3 separate regions of the Homo sapiens genome follow, and regions 2 and 3 are each linked to region 1. Evidence: chromatin loops called from intact Hi-C (ENCODE). Cell type or tissue: heart right ventricle. All regions are shown on one strand.

What was found. Hi-C counts contacts between places; a loop is a spot of excess contacts. Peaks named below come from ENCODE experiments on the same cell type or tissue, not always from the same donor. Only the 100,000 strongest peaks of a DNase experiment are listed, where the experiment ranks them.
Region 2: it touches region 1 in a loop (3-fold over the local background); 24 of 110 quality-filtered maps call a loop at or near these places.
Region 3: it touches region 1 in a loop (3-fold over the local background); 27 of 110 quality-filtered maps call a loop at or near these places.

What each region holds. Positions count from the first base shown.
Region 1 is chr10:50,620,705-50,628,704 of GRCh38, forward strand. It overlaps SGMS1 (sphingomyelin synthase 1), which reads right to left and starts at 3,252. Exons shown (of 11, transcript NM_147156.4): 1 at 3,003-3,252. SGMS1-AS1 (SGMS1 antisense RNA 1) reads left to right here and starts at 4,247. Exons shown (of 4, transcript NR_126411.1): 1 at 4,247-4,487; 2 at 5,966-6,101. RefSeq lists enhancers at 1,300-1,459, 2,010-2,409, 3,121-3,649 and silencers at 2,600-2,939, 3,200-3,459, 3,508-3,665, 3,790-4,419. In heart right ventricle, CTCF peaks have their summits at 1,445 (motif pointing left) and 4,661 (motif pointing left); DNase peaks (open chromatin) are centred at 1,507, 3,407, 3,957, 4,577 and 1 weaker place; H3K4me3 peaks cover 4,880 bases; H3K27ac peaks cover 4,703 bases.
Region 2 is chr10:50,320,872-50,328,871 of GRCh38, forward strand. It overlaps SGMS1 (sphingomyelin synthase 1), which reads right to left. Exons shown (of 11, transcript NM_147156.4): 8 at 6,334-6,451. Among named protein-coding and RNA genes, the nearest start is that of ASAH2, 73 kb to the left of the region's middle. In heart right ventricle, no CTCF peak of the experiment used is centred here; DNase peaks (open chromatin) are centred at 4,790 and 6,191; H3K4me3 peaks cover 2,145 bases; H3K27ac peaks cover 4,888 bases.
Region 3 is chr10:50,287,917-50,295,916 of GRCh38, forward strand. No RefSeq gene overlaps it. Among named protein-coding and RNA genes, the nearest start is that of ASAH2, 40 kb to the left of the region's middle. In heart right ventricle, a CTCF peak has its summit at 3,778; no DNase peak of the experiment used is centred here.

The DNA.
Region 1 (8,000 bases):
CCCTCCTAAAGACCAGGGCATTGATGCCTGTGTGCAAACAATCCAGAATTTTTATTCCCAAAATACTCTTTCAGCTTTTCTATAGCAGCACTTTTCAGAGTTTTCCTGAAATGTTATGTATAAAATGAAGTTTTCTAAGTTAAAGCATTTGACATCCAACAGGAGCACTTTTTAGTTAAAAATAATAATAATAATACTGCTAGGTGCAGTGACTCACACCTGTAATCGCAGCACTTTGAGAGGCCAAGGTGAGAGGATTACTTGAGCCCAGGAGTTTGGGACCAGCCTGGGCAACATAACAAAACCCTATCTCTATAAAAAAGTAGCTGGGCTTAGTGGTGCGTGCGTGTAGTCCCAGCTACTCGGGAGGCTGAGGTAAGAGAATCCCCTGAGCCTGGAGAGTTCAAAGCTACAGTAAGCCGAGATTGTACCACTGCACTCCATCCTGGGTGACAGAATAAAACCCTGTCTCAAAAGAAAAACAAACAAAAAAAAACTGATGGCTATACTTAGGAGTCAGGAGTCCGTTTGGTTTTCATGACGTATGTTAACAAAGCACACCATTTCTCTAGCTGAAATGTAGGATCTGCCCCAAGTTTGAAAATTAATAAATTTAACCAGAAAAGTAAAAGAATCAAGTTTTCAAGCTAAAATTGAATGTTTATGGTCAACCCAGCAATCATGTCTTACGAAAACATAAATATTCTTTAAATGTCAATGTGCAAAGGTATTGATGCATATATTTTACTCTAACCATATTAATACAGACTTAAAAATAGATGATGAACATGGTAAATACTGGTAAACTCTTCTGTTATGAAGAATTTTTAAAATTTCAGCTGCAGAGGCATGTATTGAATACAAGTTAGACACTGTGCAAGATGCTAGAAATCTTCCAATGAGTAAGATACTGGTTTAATAACCGTGTCCCTCTGATGTCAATTTAATACATCTCTGGAGTTAATGTCTTTTATTAAAAAGTTTCCGGAAATTTCAAATAGCTCACTATCATCACTGAAGAGTTGCAGAAATGTATCTTATTATTTTACTAAAAACATAAATTTCTATTCTGTGAAGCAGAAATGGAAGGAAAGGCCACTTCACTGTTTTTACATATCACTGTCACTTTCTGCAGAGTAACTACTTAAAACTGCATGGCGGCAGCAGCCACCCCACTGCTACCCAGCAGGTCACAGAGATGCAGAGACTCAAAAACATGCTATATATTGCTGTATATTTTAAGAGGCGCAGTAAGGAAACTCGAAATACCAGGGCCTCCAGAGCTAAACAGGAAGCAAGATAAGACAAGTGAGCTGCCACAGGCAGAAGGCAGCACCTGGAGGTTCCCCCAAAGCTGGCGCCTCCGACAGCAGGCACAGGCTGCTGCTTGCTTGCTTGCTTGCTTCTTTGCTTGGCCACGGCATGTCTTCAGAGCTGGAAGGCTGCCACCTGCTGAATCACCAAACATCCCTGGGCTTCCCTTGGAGCACTGACCAGACAGGCACCCATCCCCCGCAGCCTTCGCCCGTGGACGTTTCACACCCCGACCAATGAAACGCCCCGCCCTCTCCCCTTCTGCACAGGCCAAAACAGCCGCCAACCCCTTTCCATCTGGGCAGCTCTAGGCAACACCCATCGCGTTCCTACGTCACCAGTCCCACTCCTCTCCTTCGGCCCACTCAGTCCCCCCTGAATGTTTCAACCCCCAGTGCCAGGAAGCGTGGGGAGTTCACAGCACAGCACATCAGACATTCGCCACTTCCACATCCAGGGAGCCAACTAGAAACATCCCCAAACCTAAAAGCAAAATAACCTGTCCAAACAGCTTTAAAGGTCCAGGAAGATAAATGTCAAGGGAGCTAAAATAGTCGACAGGCCCCAGAACATAGAAAATAAACTTCCCTTTCAGAAAGCAGCCTTCACTTGGTTTCGTAAGCGTGTACCGCTGAAGTCTGTACTGTTTGAAGGTGAAAAGAAACATCTGAGAAGCACCTGCCTGGATTCTCTTCGCTCCCTCCGGCCATGACAACCCTTATCCCGATTTCTACTTCGCGGCACCAAAGAGGAAAGCAGCATTCACCAGAACGCTCCAGGCTGAATCCGTTAGCTGGACTAGGGCACTCTATCCGGCCCACGGGAGGACGCCACAAGCCCGAGTTCGGGTTAAGACGGTGGGAGAGGCAGCCGCTGCTGCTGCTGTTTTGCCCTTGACACGTCGCTGGGGGATAGCGCAGACCCCCTCTGTCACGGAAAAGCGGCGTCCTGGAGAGACTGTCCAGTTCTGGGCTGCGCCGATTCCCCTCCAGGCCTTGCCCCTAAACGTCCCCGCCCCGCGGGGGCAGCCCTGCGGGGTCTCAGAGCCGCCCGCGAGCCTGGCGGGCTGTTACGCGGCCTGGAGAGAAGGGGAGCGCTCCTCGGGGAGGGGGGGTCCCACCTGTTTTGTCGTCAGGGGGCATCGAGGGGCTACGGTGGGGGGATCCCGAAATAGTGGGCGCCTGGCCGGCTGCGATCTGGACCGAAGGTACCAACTGTCACACCGCCACCTAGGCTGTGGGGGTGGAGCCGTGATTGGAGTCGGCCCCTGGGTGGGGGTCTCCGGACCCCGGGCGGGCTACTGCCCAAAGGCTCCCCGCCTCCCGATCGCCCCAATCCGACACCAGGCAGCCTTCCAGCCCGCACGCAGTAGCTCTGAAAAGGTGCCCACTGACGCCTCCTCCTTCCTCCCCGCCCCAACTTAGCCGGGGAGCCCCGCCGGCGGCCCGCCCCCTCCGAGCCCGGATCCCGGCCGCCGGACCTCCCCGCTGTGACCACCCACGGGAGCAGCAGCTCTGGAGGACTGCCCGCCAGGTACGCGCGCGGCACCGCGCGGGCTGCGCTCACGCCCCCTCGCCCCAGAGCAGCCCGCCCGCTGCTCCCCGGCATAAGGCCGGGCCCGCGAGACAGGTGTCCGATCGGCCCCCGCAACCGTGAGGCCGGCTGTCTGTCCCTGCCCCACGACTCACTTGCACTGGAGTCACGGCAGCCGCCGGAATTCCGCTCGCGGAGCCCCCGCCGCGGAATGAAATCCGGGGCAGGGCAGCGTCGGGGCTCCGCACCCCAATCGCGCTCTCCGACCGGCTCCCTAGGCGCGAGGGGAGAGCAGTCAGCCCAGGCCGGTCCTTCTCACTCCCGACCTGCCCGCCGCCTGCCGCCCGCAGCCGCTGCCCCGCTGGTGCGAACGCTTTCGACTTGCCACCGCGAGCCTCCCGGGCTGCCGAGCATGCCCAGTCCGCTGCCCGAGCCGGCCCGGCTTCCCGCGCGACGCGACTCCGCTCCTCCGGGTGTTCACTGCGGCCGGGGGGGCGGGCCGGCCGGGCGGGGTCCGCGGGGGGCTCCTCCCGGGACCGAGCGGGACCCCGAACCAAGGGACAGTCGCAGTTTGGGCCCCTTGAATTTTACTTTCAAGTAATGGGAAACTGAGGAGGCGGGCGCTTTCCCCAGCGTTTTTAGGGGCCCACTAAGTAAGGCCTAGCGGGAGCCAGATTTTACAATCTGGGACGGTAAATCCCTTGGGGCAGGGCCGGAGACGGGAGCCGCTAGAGCTGGTCACAAAGCAGGGAACGCAAACTCAGCCTGCTGGAAGCCAGGCACGAGTTTGCGAACTACTACTGGATTCTTTTTCCCACCAAGCCCAAGGGCTGCGACACTTGGGATTAATGCCCAATGGATCATTCCTAGGAAACGGCCGACCTGACTATTCGGCCCATTTTCAAACCTCTAACCATAGACTCTCATCTTTCTCCCACAACAGAAAAAAAAAGCCTCTGGCGACGCCTGGGAGCGCGACGGAGGCGCAAGAGCTCTAACCGCGCGAGGTGAAAACTCCGACTGCGTCAGAGCCGCCCCGCCCCGCCTGGGGCCCACCTTCCGCCGCCCCTCCGAGCTGCGGCGAAAACCCGGAGAGCGGCTAGGCCGGGGTCGGAGCCCGCGCATGCCCAGTAGCCCCACGTGGTGCAAGTCGCCTGAAGGAAGGTTTTCCTCTGCTCCCCGAGCGAAGCCCCAGCGCCCAAGTTAGGATGGACAGCGGGGAGAGCTGGCCTTCCCGCCCCGATGCCCGCCGTCCCTGGCCGGCCCGCGCCGCACCTCGGTGGCCTACAGGCAGCCCGAGGCCGTGCCTCCCGCGGGGTCGGGGACTTGGCGAGCGGGGGAAGGGGCGCGGCTACGGGCCCGGCGTACCACGTGACTGTCCGCGGCGCTCCGGGCAGCCATCTTCCGCCCGGCCATCGGGCCGCGGGCGCTCGGAACCGACCTGGGAGCTGGCGGGACCGTCCTCCCCCGCCACGCCCTCCCATCGGGCTTTGGGCGCCGGACTCTGGCCACCGCTCGGCACCTGCCTCCGCCTCGCCTTGGGGTATAGGAGTCCTGTACCGACCCCTGGCTTGCCCAGAGGACAGGTTCTCGCCCGGGCCAGAAGCAAACTGCGGCGAAATCGAGACAACAGAACTCAGGTGGCGGAGGGTCCCCGCTTTTCCCCAGAGGCGGAAGTTGGCGAGGGAGTCCTCTTCCGTTATCCAGCGAGAGCGCTGCTCTGGCTGCCTCCCGGTTCTAACCTAGTCCCTGCAGAGGAGTGATGTACCGGCAGGGACATTGGACAGAGGCCGTGCTCTTCCCTGCAGCGCATACCCCGCGGCCCCTGCTGGTGGGCCGCTTCGATGGTGCTGAGGTTCATAGTGAATATTTATTGAGCGCCTGCCTCGAGTCCCTTGGGTTTCCTGTTGTCTCGGGACCTGCCGCGTCACTATCACCCTAGAATTTGTTAGAAATGCACGTTTTCGGCCCCACCTAGACCTACAGAACCAGAAACTGCGGGTGGAGTCCTGCAATATGATTAACAAAGCCCTCCGGGTAGTTGTCATGGACGCCTCTATATTTCAGCTAAGCAGTCCATTTTAATAAGCTAGGCAGTGAAAATTTCCATAGTTTTCCCCAAAGCACAGTGAGGAGTCAGGGATTCAAAATGAGGCAATCTGCCCCAATGCAGGCGTTTTATTGCACCCTCCACTCCTGGCTCCTCTGGTTTTTTCGCCCGTAAGACACAGTACTGCTCTTCTCAGGAAGATTAGGAAAGTACATTTGTCACATACGCTTTTCAAGCACGGCTTTAAAATAACAACTGAAATTCAGTTCAACTGCATGTTTTGAGTATCTACTGGGAGCAAGGCTCTGTGAAGTATAGTAGCCCTACTGGTTATGTTTATCAGTTTGCACCTAAAAGGTGAAAGGAAGGCTTGCTTTCTTGTGATGTAAATTTTTTCAAACTAAGGGAGTGCCAGAAAACTGCTGGCTGCTTTCTCTCCCGTGTTGGTTTCTCTCCAGTGCTATCCAGAATATGCTGTAAGCTCTGGACTTCCTGAAACAAAGGTCCAAGTAAGCATCTGGTCTTTGATGTACTTTAAAATGCACCCCACCCCCACATGAAAGATAACTAAATTTTTCAAAATATTAATACTTCTTGAATGTAAATCGTGTGTCTAAGGTACTGGCATAATTTTTTTTTTCAAATTTTCTATATGTTTGAAATGTTTCATAATAAAATCCTTTTAAATTTTTTTCCATGTGTAATTTTAGGATGATATATATATAGCACATGGAAAAAAGCAGGGCATAGAAGTATTTCCACTTTAATTTCAGTTTCATAAAATCAGAGAGAAAAAGTCATAGATATATACACCATACATAAAAAATAAAAGCGTAAATAAATACAGAAAGAAATCTAAAGAGAAATCACCATAGCAGTAAAAGTAAATTCTGTGTGAAGTGGTTATAAGAGACACTAAGAGTTGCCCCTCCTTGAAATTATATTTAGTTATGGTCCTTAAGTCACTATTATTTGTAACCAAAAAAAAAAATTGAATAAAAATAGTTCTCCCTCTTTAGTCCATCCAATCCTAAAGAATTTTTATCAGTGCCCTTTCTTTTTCTTCAGAGTCACTCTGTCACCCAGGCTGGAGTGCAGTGGCACCATCACAGCTCCCTGCAGCCTTGACTTACAGGGCTCCAGTGATCCTCCACCCTCAGCCTCCTGAGTATCTGAGACCACAGGTGCAAGCCACCATGCCCAGGTAATTTTTTATTTTTGGCCGAGGCTGTTTCATCATGTTGCCCAAACTGGCCTTGAACCCCTGAGCTCAAGTAATCCACAGGCCTCCGCTTCCCAAAGTGCTGAGATTACAAGCATGAGCCACTGTGCCTTGCTTACCAGTGTATTTCTTAGGAAAATTTTAATAAACATCATATTGTTGGATTGTAAAATTTTTGGATTCTCAAGTACTCAGAATATCATGAATTACGTTGCTGTCAAGACAACTAGGAAACAAAAGTGAATCACCTCCAAGTCACAATCTGTCATTAGAAATCTTGTTAAAAATAATACTAAGAGCAAATACTGAAGCAAATGCTTCACTTACCAAAACAGCTATTCTGAAGTAGGTGGTTTGGTTCCAAATGAATGACTTTTCTACCTTTAGAAGGTAAACTACCTGATTTAAAATGTGGTTTTATTCAGTGGACCTTTCAGCAGTAGCCATCACTCACCATTGAGAAGGTGGGCTTCTCTCACCACCTTAATCTCTGTAGGTCTCTTTCACCCTCTAGCATACATCTTACTAAGGCATCTAAAGTACTTACTACTTCGTACTCATGGGATCCAATGATGCTCACATAATGTCATCAATAGAGTGGACCAGTGTGATGTTTTGTGGAATGTCAGAACAATCAAGATCACTTCAGACTATTATGGCAGTGAGCAAGAGAACTAATGGAGCCCGTGGCAACACTGGGAAGACATATTGTTGGCCCTGTTGGGTAACAGCAAATCACTTCTGATGGACCTTGCAAATTGGTATGGAGGAAAAGGCATTAGCCAGGTAAATAAGTGCATACCAAATGTCAGATCTGCCCCAGGTGCATACCAATGTGTTAATCTGCCCCAGTAAAGGTACTACTTCTGGGAGAGCAGCTGAAATTGGAGTCCCCATCTGATTACATTTATGACATTCCACAGTCATTCTTCAAGATCCATTTGTCTTCTGCACAGTCTAAACTGGGGAATTAAATGGGAGATACTATAGGTATCACTACCAACCACCTGTAGTCAAAGTTCAAATAGTGCTCTGGAAGCAAGGAGACTTTTGTTTCTATCCATGGAAATTTGTCTCAATGTGATCCAGAGCCACGTAGCCTGAATAACAGGAGCAAGACCTTAGGAGCCCCTGCTTAGCTCTTTAAACTCTTCTGGCCAACCTGGGTTCCAAACCAAGGCTAACCAAAAAAGCTAGTCGAAGACAACAAAGGTCATTCCAAGTATTGGCCCCGAGGCTTAGATCTGATAATACTCAACATTCTGTGCTCATTCCTGTGTACCTGGCTAGGATTCCTGGCTTCAATAACTGCTTGGCTTCTATTCATTGACAAAAAACTTGGAATTTATTTGAAGATACCAGGGTAGATCAGGGATGCAGCTGAGCCTCGGGATGAGATGGAAACCAGGAACTGGAGTATTGAAAGGAACCCAGAAAGTCTCCCTCTGTCTCCTCTGCATTTCTATTTATTCTCTCCCTGTGGTTTCTGGCTTTTTTCCTTCAGTTCCATGAAATGACCACTTGAGAGCTCCCAAGTTTTTAATCTCTTCCAGAGAGTAACAAGAACAACCCTACCTATATTCATTAACCCTCTTGTCTAGTTGAATCCTATTTCCCCAGATTCCCACTGGCCACTTAATCTTACTAATATTTCAAGGTCCATCTCCAATTTCACCTTTTTTTGTATACAAATGTTCATAACAGCTTTATTTATAACAGCCCCAAACTGGAAACAACCCAAGTGTTCATCGGTAGGTCAATGGACAAATCTGTTCAATGAAGTGGTACTCAGCAATGAAAAACACAAAAACAAAAACTCTTGACAAATGCTACCACATGGATGGATCTCAAAATAATTATACTGAGTAAAATAAGGCTGAC
Region 2 (8,000 bases), 300 kb before region 1:
ATCCATGGCAAATGGCTCTGCAAATCTACTACAGGGAGTCAGAGGGGGATCTGGGGATTACATTTCTGTCTCTTTCACAGCTTCTGGATGCCCAGAGGGAGAAGGCGCTTGTCTTATATATTGTGTGTCCTCAAAATTTACCAGTATGCCCACATAGGGCAGGTTCTCTAGAAACGTTGCTCAGGAAATAAACAAGCTTCTTGACTATCAAATGAAATCACATCAACAATCTGCCTGTCTCACATTCTGGGAAAGTGGTTTCTTCCTTTTAGTAAGAAAGCCTTTAGAAAGGCTAGAGTTTATACAATAATGTAAAAATTCATACATCAAATGTTAAATATAAGGAGATATGAATAATAAATGCATAGACAGCACCATCAGAATCATGTAAAAAATGCATACATAAGGAACTAATATACTGAATTGTTAATAGTAGATAGGGTCATGAGTGGTTCTAAAATCTTCCTCTTTTTGTAGTCTTTCAATATATCTTTAAAGAATGTATGGTTTATTTAAAATGAAAACATCTCTTTTTAAGTGACAGAGAGAAGTTATTTAGAACATTGCTATCTTTAATCACTGAAAAAGGAAGAGAACAGCAGCAATGAGAGAAAAGGAAAAGCAAAGAACAGATTTAGGATGGGAAACGTTACTGGAAAGTATATGCAAGAAGCAGAAAAAAAAGAATTGAGAACAAACGAAAAGGAAAATTTTAATGACAATCAGAAACTGGAAGACCAGCAGAAAATTATCCAAAATCAAGCATTGACAATTTAAGTTGCACACCATCCAACAGGATGGCAGGAAGTTATTTTGGTAATGGAACACAAGCCATATCCTGAAATACTGATAAGGTTAGCAGGAGCTAATCAGAATATCAAACTTTGTCAGTGTAGAGGGCACCTGGAATACTCTAACTGCTACTCAGGAAAGTAAGAAAGAACTGAAGAAGGCCATAACATCCTAAAGAGCAATGAGTCTGTTGCCTTATAAGACTGAACTTGTGCCAGCATAGGGACCCGTTAGGCTGATGGTTGACATTACAGTTCAGCAGCAAGTCAAAGGAGGTGGTTTCATCTTTCTAATCTGTGCATTGCAGAAAAGCTGACAGTGGCAGAGAAGAATATGAAGGCTGTTCTGCTGTTGCATTTGTATTATATTGATCCACTGAGCGATCAACCTCAGATGCCACCCAGACATAACCCTGTCCAAAAATGGGCTGTGTTCACTTATGTCAGAGGCAAAAATTAAAACAAAACAAAACATGTTTTTCAAGTTCAAGAGAATCATTTCACTGAAAACTCCACATTGGATTAATGCACTAGCCAGCTGAGTGTCCCTGTCTTAATGTACTCTCTCTCTTCTCAAAGGTTTTCAAATCTAAGGTCACCATGGAGACCACAAAACACGCCCAAACATGCATCTCATTTTACTGTTTAGTCACTATTAGATTAACTCATCTGATTATGAAAATGAGAGTCGAAAACAGTGCAAGTTATTTCTTCTCTTCTATTAGCATTAGGCTGCCTGTTTATCTGGGATTTTTTATTTTAAGGAGTTTGTTAAAACAGGAAAAACCTTACCAACGGGAAGCTTACAACACCAAAGAATTCTCAAATATTCTGCCCCTTTTCTAAAGAAACCAGTATCATAAACAGTTGTAAAAAGATGAGAAGAGGGGCCGGGCGCGGTGGCTCACGCCTGTAATCCCAGCACTTTGGGAGGCCGAGGCGGGTGGATCATGAGGTCAGGAGATCGAGACCATCCTGGCTAACAAGGTGAAACCCCGTCTCTACTAAAAATACAAAAAATTAGCCGGGCGCGGTGGCGGGCGCCTGTAGTCCCAGCTACTCGGGAGGCTGAGGCAGGAGAATGGCGTGAACCCGGGAAGCGGAGCTTGCAGTGAGCCGAGATTGCGCCACTGCAGTCCGCAGTCCGGCCTGGGCGACAGAGCGAGACTCCGTCTCAAAAAAAAAAAAAAAAAAAAAAAAAGATGAGAAGAGGTTGTTTTCAGGATGGAACACACGGTCTTTGGAGCTATGATGAGAGTAACATGGGCTAATCAAGGTATCAAAAATTTGGCAGCCTCCAGTGTAAGCCATGCACATGTATACCACCATGGGATATGCCAGAAATTTGCAATCTAGAAACTGAACACATCCACTTCCCTTTTCACTTCCTTTTCCCAGTGGCTTATTATTGCTGCAGAAACATTTATGGGAAGCCTACTTTTCCTCACAGCCTGATCATCTCATAGGATTATTATTTCTCTGAGCGATTATATTTTGTGAAGAGTATACTGCCATCGAGTGAATGAACAATAAGACCAATTTTTATAATCACTACTGTATACTTGTTGAAACATTTTTCTTAGGAGCTGCACATTTTGAGTACTGGCATTAAGGGAAGCATTAAGTACACTAATTACAGCATTTTAATGGCATAGTGAAACCAAGTTTAAGTTCACATGACTGTATTAAGCAGGAAGTCATATTCTAAAGCTCAACTCTCCTCCCTTACAGTTTAGTGATATTGAGTAACTGTCAGAGTATCCACCAAGTGACAGGCCTTAATTGGTATCTCAAATAATAGAATATCCAATTCTGGAAGCACTGTGCTTTCTGTAACTTGTTTCTGGGCCTTTTCATCCATATCCACAGCTTTAACCACCATCCAGAATATGATGATTCACAAATATTTATTTTCCAGCCTGATGTTTCCCTCAGCTTTAGACTATATTGCTAACTATCTTGGACATCACCACTTAGATATCTCACAGATACTTTAAACTCTGTGTTTAATCCAACTCATTAACTCTCATTTCCTCTATACCATGTCATTATACCAGTGTAAAATCCAGCCCTTGGAATCTTTCCCTATTCTCATTCCCTGCATGAAATCTATTATCAAGTTGTATCAATTTGGTCTCTTAAATATTGCTCAAGTCTGTTTCTTCCTCTCCATCCATCCTTAGGGCCAGTAGCTTAGCTTGAGGCCCTTATCACAGCATTTTACACATTTATTACATAAGTTACAAATTTAAACTAACAGATTTTAAGGTGTTTTCCACAAAGGTAGGAACTATATCTACCTTCCTCATGCCTCATACTCTAGCACCCAAAGCACAGTAGGTCCCTAATGTATGTTTGTTAAATCAGTTCTCACTGGATAAATAAGAGTCTAGGGGTTGAAGCATGATGACAATACTAAGTCCTCTTCTTACTTCTGTATAGTGCGTTACACCCACAGAGCCCCTAGAAACTGTCTCCTTCCACACCTATAACTCCTTAAGACAGATTTCAAAAAGCATCATTAGCTCTGCTTTGCCATTTAGGGAGGGAACTGAGGCTCTGAAAAGTTAAATGACTTGCCCAATGCTAGTAAGTGGTTGTGTAAGACTGTCTTAACCTTAACTTTAGTGTTCTTTTTACTATTAGGTAAGTTTGTATTTTTACAGGGGCAATTAAGTTCCCTCTCTGTACAATGGTTCAGAGAGAGATGGAAGATTCAGTGGCGATGATGTTCAGACATCAAATAGAACTTTGGCCTGAGTGACTTTTAATAAGGTTCCTCTCACTTCTGATTCCCTTAGCCCTAGGTATGATTCTAAAGTAGGCAAAGCTGTCCTCTGAGGCTTCTCTCCAGTGTCACCCTTTTCTGTCTTCAGATACTCGTTCTCAGTGGAGGATTCTAGCCCTTGCCTGACCACTGAATTTCTTAAGCTTGATCTGCCATCCAAGAGGCAGCACCAAGCCTTCGAAGCCTTTCCCAACTCTTGTGCCTAGCTTCAGAAGTCTTTCTATTCCACCTGGCAAATATTCTGTTAACAAGCTAAAATTGAATCTAATTAAGTCTGCAGAGCCAACTTTCTATTCAGAGGAAACATAGAGCGACACAAGTCACTTGACACCACAAAGAAACAAATGGATAAATCCAGAAAGTGGGATATTCTGTAGGACTATTAATCTAATGTCTACAGGCTACTGGTAGAGGGGTGAAAGGAAGAAAGGACTGCTTTAGAATTATAGACTTAAAAGACAGAACAAGTAAATGTAATATAAAGATTTTGGACCCTAATTTATACAAACCAACTGTAAAAAAAGGAAAAGCATTTTAAGACAATCAGGATATCGCATCAACTTGTAATTGCTGATATCACAGAATTACTATTAATTTTGTTGAACACCAATAGCATTATGGTTTTGTACTAAAATGTTCACAGTTTTTAGATGCGTACTAAAGTATGTGGAGGTGAAATGACGTTACCTGGGAGTTGTTTTAAATACTTCAAAAAGAAAAAAGAAAGGAAACAAATGTTGCAAATCTTGATAATTATTGAATCTGAGTGTTGGGTTTATGGGAGTTCCTTATAGCAGTTGGGATACATGTGAAAGTTTTCAGAATAAAAAAGTGTATTCTAAATCCTTTCTTCCAAGAGTCTTATTCTACAAAATTAGATTTTGTAGTAATTAGATTTAATGAGTTTTAACTAGTATTTTTTTCTAAGGTGTGCTAATATTTCACCTCCTACTGTTTAAGATTCTAGTTTCCAGAAGATCCTCATAGAATGAGGGCCCTAGTTGGGATTTCTGGCAACACAATAAATGAGCAACACGTTTGAGTTTGGCTTTTGTGAACAGTTCCTGCTGCTACTTCTGTGTTTACGAAGAAAACCCACAAGCTATTCTTAGGCAAAGAATTTTGGTTAGATATGTTGATGACTCAAGCTGACTATGTAAGAACCAATGGCTCACCAAGTATGGGCTTGCCAGCAACTGGCGGAGCTACAGTAGTCCTCAAGAAGAAACAAGTTTAGAACCAGAGTAGGGAGAAAGGCTACATGGTACGGCCCCTCAATACTGGATCCATCTTCAACATGTGCTTGGCCAGAACCTACATCTACCTACCCCTTGGTAGCAAAATTTCCCAATGCACAGACTTTTTTAAGGAGCTGAATTAAACTTAGGTGAATATCCTAAACTGTCAGTTTACTGCTGAGAACATGCTGCTTATCAAGCCAGGCTCCCAGCAAGAGTCCATATCCTTGGATTTTCAATGACAACAAGATATTCCCTATAACCCAGGAGCTACAGGTGAGTGCTTGAGAGCTTTTACAGACAATAAAAACGATGTGAAGCTGGCTTCTTTGGAAGGGCGAAAGAAACTGCAAGAAGGAGAGTGCAGGGAGGCAGGATGGCTGATAGAGAAGAGTGGAATGTTGAGAACATTGCTTTTGTATGACAGCTCTTCCAGAGGTAAGGAAGTAGTGTGTAGCAAAAAATAAAAAAAATTAAAAAAATTAAAAAATTAAAAAAAGCAAAAAGTTAAGTAAGAAATGAGCTATCTCTGTAGGCACATATGTAAGTTTAGCAAAGAAAAGAGCCACAGGAGACATACAAATTAAAGAGATCCAAAATTTCATATGATCAAATTAAAAATCCAGAGTGAATTTTTCAGCTCTCTTTCCAAAGATTCTATCAAAGAGAACATCTCTTCTGGAGGAACAAAAGTACAAAGCAATGAGACTGAAAGTGTTTGGCTGTTTCACCCACACAGGTATAATGCAAAGAAATGATCTCAAATACATCAGAGTATACTATATTTTCTCCCACCAAAAATCAAGGAGAGAAATTAGCCTCTTTTAAAAATTCATTAAAGAGCTTTAATGTACATAAATATTTTAACAATAAAATCTGCTAATTATTTCACAGAGTTCCAACGATCACCCTAGTTAAAAATTCTTCCAAGGTAAAGGTTAGGAGGTGAAGAGTGTCATTTGAATCTGATGGAAAGGTAGAGACAATAAGAGAGGAATAAAGTTTATTTTTAAAAAGACTTCTTTGTTACTAGAGAAAATCAATAAGGCAATATATTACCCCAGAGAACAGTGATCTTATTTGGCTTGGTTGAGGACTGCAAGGAAATAGGAATACTTTCTCTTCCTGGCTCTGCTGTAGGGATTAATAGAAAGAAGGAAAATGGAAAAAATGTCACTTGAAATCGAGCTCTCCCTCCGAGGGAGAGGAAGCATATAAAAGCTTCTGGATGCGTGTCAAAGAAATGAATGATATTTTAACAATTTGGCAGGAAACCAAAGAACTACACAAAGCTTAACTGCTTCCAACACACATTTCCCCAGTTGGGAGGCACTGGCAGGGCTTAGAGATTCTGGGAAGGGTGGGGCTGCCTGGCCATATCATTTAGTAACATTCTCAGATAGAGGAGTGACTCCACTGTATTCTGAAGAAACGTTTTCCTGCAACCTCACTCAAAGGACCCCAGGGCAAGACAAGAAACAAACAGAAAGCGAAATTACAGCGAGGAATAGTTTACCTTCGGAGAACAGTTGAAATGCATACCAGGTACTGGGAGTGTAGTTACATACATTGTAATACACCGATACAGGTACAGCGTGCCAACTATGCAGAAAAATCTTCTGCTAATAATAGACCTAGAAAAAGGGAAAAACAGGGCAGATTCTCAGTCAAGAAATTCTGTAGGTTCATTTACTGTAATTTTTCAATGACTCAATAAAAACAAACCCCAAAAACTACTTGAGAACTTGAAACCAGAATGTTGTAACTATGGCTAATACCAGATTAAGACAAAGATTTTGAGAATAACGTTGTGTGGTGCTTTTTAAAAAATATATTAACTGGCCAAAAGTGCTTAAACTGGTTTATATTGCTATTAATTAGGCTTCATGAGGCCTTAAACTTGAGTTGACGTTCAACTGTCGGACATACAAGTGGAGCCCACGCTGATTGGCCAGAACCCACTCAGTATCTGTGGTTAAACATTTAGTGAGTATTTTTGCTGTCATCAAAGGAAGATCTTCAGAAAATCAGAATGATATTAGAATGAGAATTTAAAACTTTTATGCCATTTAATGAGTCAAAGACATTAAACAATTTTAGTTGTACATCCCAGAAACTGATTCTCTGAGGCAACATGATGCCAAGAACGAACCTATGGAAAAACAGCATTCAATCTCATCCCATTCCTTGACTACCACTGCAGCTTGGGATGCACATTTACTTCTCTGAATCTCAACTTCCTAAGAAGTAAAATAGGGGTAACAACATTAGAAATGATGTCTGAAAAATTCCTACCATATAGTAGGTACAAATGGTAGGTATCAAATGTATAGATTAAGTAGATGAATAAAAATATAAGCAAAAATTAGAAATAGTTTTATTATTATTAGGTTCTAACAAAATTATTTGATATATACATGTAGGTTTGTATCTATCTATATACATACACATGTATATTGAGTTAGATAACGTCTCCTAATATAAAAATTCCATGTAAGTTTGTTCAACTTAACCTCATTAAAGTCTGGTGTATTTTTGAACAAGAACATTCTTTCCCTCTCTACCTCTCTCTTGTAGTACCACAGGCCAGAATCATGTGAGTAACCCTGTGGGTCTCCTCTTCCTTAACCTTGTGAGGAGTTCAGATTTTCCCAAACAAGGAAAATTTAGAAACAGTGGGCAGGTGTTCCTCTTAGGATCTTGGCCATTCAATCATTATAATCATACAGTGTAGCTCCAGTCTTATGCAGGATGGGCATACCTACTGAGGTGTACTAGCCAGAGGAAAATTTGTTTCATGTGTATTTTCTGTTTTAAAAAGAGAAACAAAGATATGTCACTTGTGTGATTAAAAATTAATTTTAAAAAACCATACAATTATACTAGCATTTTATCCACATCTGCACAGCCCATGTATGTTACTTAGGTTTTATGAGTAGAATTTGGGTGTTGGTCTCTTTACCTAGATTTAAGAAACTGGGTCAGAATTATTTACGATAGAAGCCATCTTTGCTTATTTTCTCTTAGTCAAGCTGCGTATGCCTCCTCCAGAGACATGAATTTATTCAGCATAAAGCTGTCTTGGCAATCTATATGCCTCTAATTTCAAGTAAAATACAAAGCACAATTAAATAATATAAAGAGGGACGATACTAGAGAAGAATACCAGCCTATAAATGTCTT
Region 3 (8,000 bases), 330 kb before region 1:
AACTTCTCCTCATGGTACTAAATACTACTAGAAGAAAGCAATTCAAACTCCACCAGTTCCTTCATGTGATGACACAGAGCTGGCAAGGGAAGCAGCCTTTAGGTGCCAATAAATCATGGTGGCCACATGTGTTTCTGCTTCATTGCTACCCTGTATGGGTACTCACCCTCCAAGATCCCATGCCATGCTATTTCAGAGTCCATCAATACTCCAGCAACCACTGTCCATGCACATCAGGCTTGCAGAATGCTAGAGCAATTATGTTACCAAAGGTTATAAGACGTAAATATGTTTGGACAGAAGTTCAAATAAAGGTTGAGTCTGGGCTTGCCCCGGTTTCCCACCAAGTTGGCCTTGCTGTATCTGGGGCCCATCTTTCCATTAGCTGGGACTTCTTTCTTGGCTCCACAGGGGCCTCCTTTTCATTTCTCTCTTCCCCATTTTTCTCTCTATAAAAACAGTGGTCATTTACGGAGCATTTAGTCTGTACTCACAGGCCATGACTGCCCCACATTATGCTACAAGATAGATTTCTATCTATCTACAAGATAGATAACATTGTCCCTAATTTGTCAAGAAGAAAACTAAGGCTCTGAAAAGAAAATAGTCATTTTCTGTAGGGCACAATGCCTGTAAGTTAGTCATTTTCTGCAGGGCATAATGCCTGTAAACAGTAGAGTTGGGATCTGAACACACAACTGAGTTCCCAGTCCATGCCCTCTTGGATACACCATACTTCCTCTATCTCCTTCTGTAGTTTCTTTTTTCCCCAGGGTAACTACTCTCATTCTTCATAACATGGTAGAGTATGTATATTCACTATCAAACCTTTATTCAGTGCCTCAAACACAAGTTAAACGGGAAGAAGGTGCCTAGCTCATTTCCCAAGCAGAAGTATTTTCTTTGAACTTGTTATTGCCCCTCTTATTCACTCCCCAAAGGCTTTCTGGATCCCCCAGACAAGTGGGTACCTGCACAATCCACTGTGGTCTGCAGAGTACATTTCATTCCCAAACAGCACAATGATAAATGGTAACACTGATTTTAAGGGTTTCTAGTTGTGTTGGTGTAAACTAGAGCAGCTTCTAGGATCAGGAGGCCTCTAGGAGATTAGATAACTCTATTAATGATATGATATGTGCCCTTTCAGAAACTATTCTGAATGATATGTGCCCTTTCAGAAACTACTCTGAGTTTATACAGATGTCCGTCAGATTGTGATGGGATTATGTCCTGATAAACTCATAGTAAGTTGAAAATATTGCAAGTTGAAAATGCATTTAATGTACCTAACCTCCTAAACATAGGTTAACCTAACCTACCTTAAACGTGCTCAGAACACTTACCTTAGCCTGAAGTTGGACAAAATAATCTAACCCAAAGCCTATTTTATAATAAAGTGTTGAACAGCTCATGTAATTGACTACTGTACTGAAAGTGAAAAAGAGAATGGTTGTATGGGTACTTGAAGTGTGGTTTCTGTTGAACTCATATCACTTTCACGTCATTGTAAAGTTGAAAAGTTGTACGTCAAACTATTGTTAAGTCGGGGACCATTTGTATTTGGAAGTGACTATACCTCTCCAAGCACTACCGCATCTTGACTCAAGCCCATGAGAAAAGAGTTGGACGAAGCTCTAGGTGTGAAATAAAGATGCATGCACTATCCTGGTTGAAGTTCTTGCTAGAAATAATGCAAACTAGGATTGTCTACAGGAATAACAACCACTGCTATTTCATACTCACACTGAAAAATGCTTTGGGTAACCCAAATTATTTTAGAACCTATCTTGGGTCATCCAAGCCAAAAAAAAGGCTCATCAAAAAGAATGAGAGAAAAACAATTGACTAAATAGAGAATACTGTACACCATAACTTGACAAAGAATTATGCACCATAACACAGGCCAAGCATTCTAGACTGTAGGCACCTGACATTTTCTCCTGATGTTCTGAGGCTCCTTCTAAGAAATCATATTTGTTACTAACCAATGTCCATAATGATTCTTTATCAGGCCCTAGTTTGGGATGTATCCACGCTGCTCTCAGACAAGTAGAATAGTCAAGAGAAAGAGAGAGAGAGTATTCAGGAGTAGCTCTGCAGTTTGGGCCTTGCTTTAACACTGGGATTTTGTCAAATAAACTATTTTTCTTGCTACAGGCTTATTTCTAATCATGAGGGCCACCTATACCTGGAGTCGAGGACTGCTGGAGATAAATCTCTGACAACCTCATTTTCTCTTTGTCTAAAATTTCCCAATGTACTAGAAGTCTTGATAATCATGAAGTTGCCCAAAAAGGAATTTTCCATCAGACTACTGAGATGGCATTTTGGATAGTCTTTGCCCATCCTAGTCAGAATTACCCCGCACACCTGGGTTACTGATTTACCTATCAAGAGAAAATGGAACTCCAAGGGGGAGTTCTAGCAGGAAGGAAACTAAAAGATTGGAAAAGTGAACTAATTTATGTAGAAAAATGATAGTGAAGGGAAGCTGAGCTTTAGGTTTATGTCAGGGATCACCTCCATGCCTTCCTTGAGGCCCATGTTTTAGATTATGAGATTGCCAGGCCACAGATTTCAGGGTGGAAATTCTTATGTTTATGCTTCTGTCTAAGGCTGAGTTTTAATAGACATCAGACAAATGCAGAATGCAACTTCCAGGCCATTAACACGTCTTTTTGGAGAAGGCTTTTCTGCAGTCTGGAGTAGAAGTAGGAATTCTACTTCTCGAGACTTTCCTAGGAAAAGTCACTCAACAACTTTAAGAACAGGCCTTGAGCACTGTGCTAGGCACTGCAAGGAAACGATATTGAAGCAGAAAAATCTCATAGTGAAACTAGACACATTGAACCACTAACTCATTAGACTCCTAACTTCTCCCTCTTCAACTGGGCTTAATCTGGAAGTTTCTTTCAGGCCATTTCATAAATTCTCAATTAAAAACTTGGGTTAATGAGACATTCTGAGTAATTGAAATTTCTAATTTAAATAGGGCTTATTCAGCAAGCCTTCTTTAAACAGAAAAGTCTTTCTAAAATACCTATTTTACACTTTTGGAAACAGAGCAAAGGGAAGCTTTTAATTATTTCCTTGATGACTAGAAGAGATTCCAATGTCTCAATATTAATGCTCTTCATCCAATGCTAAAGACATATACATAAACATGTACAAGGCGTCAAAGTTCAAGAGCAAGCCAATGGCATTTCTGAGAGAAACTGTTTTTAAGGAGGAAATAATTTCATCTATCTATTTATATTTCTCATAGTTTCTTTTCTTAAAGTCCAAATAATCTAATTTGGTAGAGTACTCATTGATTGAGATTTCCTTTACTATCCTTTGAAAATAGCCCAGACTATAAGTTTTTATGAAGGCAGGCACCCTTGTCTACTTTGTTTGACACCAGCTCCCAATGCTAACACAAAAACATTTGCTGAATGAATGGAGGGAGGTGAAGAGACGAGGGGATGATTAATGTATAAGTGAATGCATGAAAGACTAGCCTTGAAATTCCCAGGGTTCTATGGTCAGCCTCAATCTTGGACATTCCTTATTGTCAGCCCATTTTTATTCCTTTATTACCCAAGAATGCAACTGAAGATAATTTGTGAAATCCCAAGGGCCTGTGAGGCCAACTAATACAAGGATTAGGAAAGCAAAAATCAAAGATTACAACCACTCCACCCTCCAAAAGAAAAAGAGCAGAACCATCCATAGCCATCAAAAACCAATGAAGAGGTATATTTACAAGTGCTCTACAAAGTTAGCCACAGGGGGATGCTAAAGGCTACTGGTAAAGTGTCATGCTTGGAGCTGGCCAATACTTAGGGCTCCATCATGTGATGTCAAAGATTTTTTTTTTCATAAGCCCCTAACCAGATTTTAAATTTATCACCTTGAAAGAAAACCCACAAACCACAAAATAATGTTCTACTCTCACTATAAATTAACCTTCCATGAAAAGCCTGGTGTAATTGGGGTATCACAGAGCCAAGAAGTAGTGCCATGTTCCAATCCATCATCACAATGGAGACCCTTATCATTCACGCAGGGACAATCCACAGAGGCCTAGTGAGAGTGAATACCGATCCATCAAAATGCTTGACAGCTTCTGAGAAATGAATTATACATCAGTATAGAGTTGACCTCAACTTATTTCCACAAAAGTGTTTTATTAAACAAAGACTAATAGAAAGAAATTGGGGCAAAAGAGAAAAATATATAAAAAAAAGATAATACCAAGATCACAAATACATACACTAAAATTCAGTACAGTTGTTAAGAATGGACAATAAATTAGACTCAGTTTCCCAAACACCAAAGCAAAAAAACACAACACAATCAGTATAAAATTTAATGTTCATGAGACAGAATCAGTTGCAGAGAAGAAAATCCAGTTCTACTTCCTATGAAGGCTAAGAAAAATCTCTGCCTATGTGATGTAATATAGTATGTAGTAAACATATGGACCCTCTTCAATGAGATTTTGTTGGTTTGATTCACTTAAAAGATGGATTATTATTCAATGACTATTAAAAGAGCCACACTTGATGTTCTGGCCTGATTGGGACTGTTGGTGTGGTGATGGTGGTGGTATAGAATATCTTGGAGGAAGTGACTGGAAGCTATCCTTCATAAGATTCCATATGGGTTATAAGAGTAACAACTGAGTGTCGGATAAAAATGCAGCACCTCAGCGTGATGACTAATATTTTGATTCTGTACCAGAGGTACTCCATGCCAATTAAAAAGGCAGATCCATTTCTGCCTTTTTACAATTCAGAAGGAAAGATCAAAACTGACACCCAGAGATTCAAGTGCCCACAAAACACTCTGATGTACTCTGCAGTAAAAATAAAAATAACATTGCCATAGGCACTCCCAAATATCTGGCTGTTTGCAGAGCTAAGAACCCCACCACAAAGGAAGTTACCTCAGAGGATGGAACTTGCTGTTTTTGACATATGTTACTACACTTCAGCATATATTCATGGCACCCATCATTGTTATAAGGTATATTGGGGTTTCATTTTCAACTTGCTCCTTTGAGAGGTACTATTTTTTCCCTGATAAAGTTATTTCAAGAACATGCATTTTCATAGAGCAGTATAGCTGAAACCGTCTTGTGTAAATTAATAGTTGTCCATTAGACACTTGGACTTGCATACAGCTGCATCCTGGGTCCTCTCCAGGAGTCACAATGCACATTAGCACATTAATGACTCCGACAAGTCTTACAGCTAAGAAACCTAGAGAATGGCCTCAAAGTTCCCAATGCAATGTTAATTAGAAGATAACTGAATGAAGCACCTCCATTTTCCACTTCAATGCTAATTTTTTTCATGTTCTTCTGGACATCTTTTGTGTTGAGAGTTGGAAGTCATTAAAGCAGACTGATAACGACTTATAGTTCAACTGTTGTTAGGACATAAATTTGTATACCTAGTCATTAAGGATACTCTGCCAATAACTGCTTATTGTTTCCCAAACTTATTTGACCATGCAAACTGTGTCATCAAGGTCTTCTGTTTTCAGCTTCAACATTTAAAGAGCTTGGGAGTTATCACTGTCATCCTTACAATAGGAAGAAGCTGAGCAAACTGCAAAACAAGTTTTTTTGGACCCATCATGGAAATGAAGTCATAGGTACAACCACTGTTCCAAAATCTGGAGAGAGAGTTGCATTCAGAGTCATGGGCAAGATCTGCTTACACGGAGCGGAAGCCGCTAGAGCCATAAACTAATAAGAACACCTACATGGTAAATGACAAATTACTGGAGGTTGCTCCTTGTACTTTAGCCCTTTCTAGTCTTCCCATCTGACTCAGGGAGAAAAAACCGTCAGCAGGCATCAAGGCTTCAAGGAAGCAGACAAAGAATTCTGCAGTCATGGAATTTATGTAGAATAGAGGATAAGAGGAGTGGGTTTACTACCACACTCATGAAGGTCAAGCCTGGAGAAACAGACCCACTAAAAGACAGATTCATGACATGGTTTTAAGATGGCTGACCAGAGGCAGCTGGTACTTGCCTCCCCCACAAACAAGAACCAAAATAGTGAGTATGTAATCATACTTTGGTCACCTATGAGAGAACACTGGAATTCAACAGAGAAGTGACAGGAAACATATAAGGCAAAGGAGGAGAAGGAAGTGAGGCAGCATGCTCAGCTGGGGGACTGAAGAATCTCCCAATTGCGGTGAAAGAGAAAGTGAGTGACTCTCAGCAGTTCACATTCCCACCACAGACTCCTGCAATTCTTGCCACAGGAGAGTCCTTCAACCCACACAGGCCCTGAGACTAACATAGGGAGCTACCTAGAGATTTCTTGAAGGAATTGCTCCAGAAAGGAAGCTCACACCAGGTCCCATGCCCACCCCCAGTACTAAGCAGCTATAGCAAAGCACTATTTTGAGAGCGCAGTCTCCACCAGAATGCCCTGGAGCCCAACATCTCCTGCATCTTCACATCCCTGGAGCCCCACTGACATCCCACACACACAGCAGGGAGCTGCTGCTGTCTGGCACTGCCAGGGCCAAAGTATGAGCCATAGGCAGCAACCCCACCACCCCCAGTAGCAGGGCCACCATGCATTTAAAAATGCCCTGAGGAAAGCCTACTCTGTTTATATGGCTGCCAACTGTGGCCAAAGAGTGTGCTCCTTAGTTGCCTGTTTATGCTTCTTCTACTGCCACTGAAAGCAACCCTCTCCTCCCCAGGAGCAGAGCCACAGCACAACTGTTGCCACTCCAACCTAAGCATTCCTCCAAGAGCCTGGTGATTGCCCTGCCTCTGCCTACCATAGCCCATTACCACACACACCACTGGGGGCCTGAGAACAGGTGTGCTTAGCCTGGATCCACCCACCCCCATGCCCAAGCACAACATCTAGGGGCCTGGGATTCCCCCGCCCCATCAAACATTGTTGGCATCTAAGCATTCCTTCCAGGCTCTTGAGGATAGGCCCACTAAATCTGCTGCTAATACCACAGCTGGTATGCACCACTAAATGCCACCTAAAGGCCTGGAGACTGGCCTACCCAGCCCATTGCAGCCACCAGCACCACCAGTACAGGCTGCTTGGAAGTCAGAGGATTCTCTCACCACTGCTACTGCCATTGCCCATTCCACGCCTGCTGCCCAGGCACCTGGCCCACTTCTGCAACTGCTGGCACCTGAGATGGCCACCTGTGGGGGTCCAAGAATCAGTCCCCCTGGACCCATTAACACCAGGGTCAACATATGCTGCCCTGCAAGGATAGGCATGCTTGGCTTACTGCTGCCACCATTGGGGCCTAAGTGCAGGCTCAACTGCTGTCCCTGTCTCCAGCAAAACTTTACCACAGCCTTCACTAACAGTATTCTAAACCACTGAGTAAATCAGACACTACTGGTGGTGTTTATAGCCAAATAAATTATACAGAGATTATACTACTGCACATACCCAGAATCAAAGCCAAAGTGCCCTGCTCAACCAATACTATAGATACACCTTCGGGAAAAAGTCATTCCCAACTAAAAGGCAAATGCAAACAAATTTAAGGAGTGACTGTTACACCAGATGCACAGATACCAATGTAAGGATGGAAGAAGCATAAAAAGGCAATGAAATATGACACCTCCAGAGGAACACAATAATTCTCCAGCAACAGATTCCAACAAAAAAGTATAAAATCCCACATAAAAAATTCAAAATGATACTAAAGAAGCTCAGTGAGATACAAAATAACTCAAAAAGCAAAACAAAGACATCAGAAAAACAATTCAGTATTCAGGATATGAAAGAGAAATTTACAAAAGAGATAGATATCATAAAAAATAACCAAACAGAAATTCTGGAACTGAGGAATTCAATTAATGAAATACAAAATTTGAAAGCTTCAACAATAGGCTAAATCAAGCAGAAGAAAACATTTCAGAACATAAAGACAGGTCTTTTGAAATAACCCAGTCAGGCAAAAATATAGAGAAAAATTTAAAAAGAATGGACAAAGCCTATG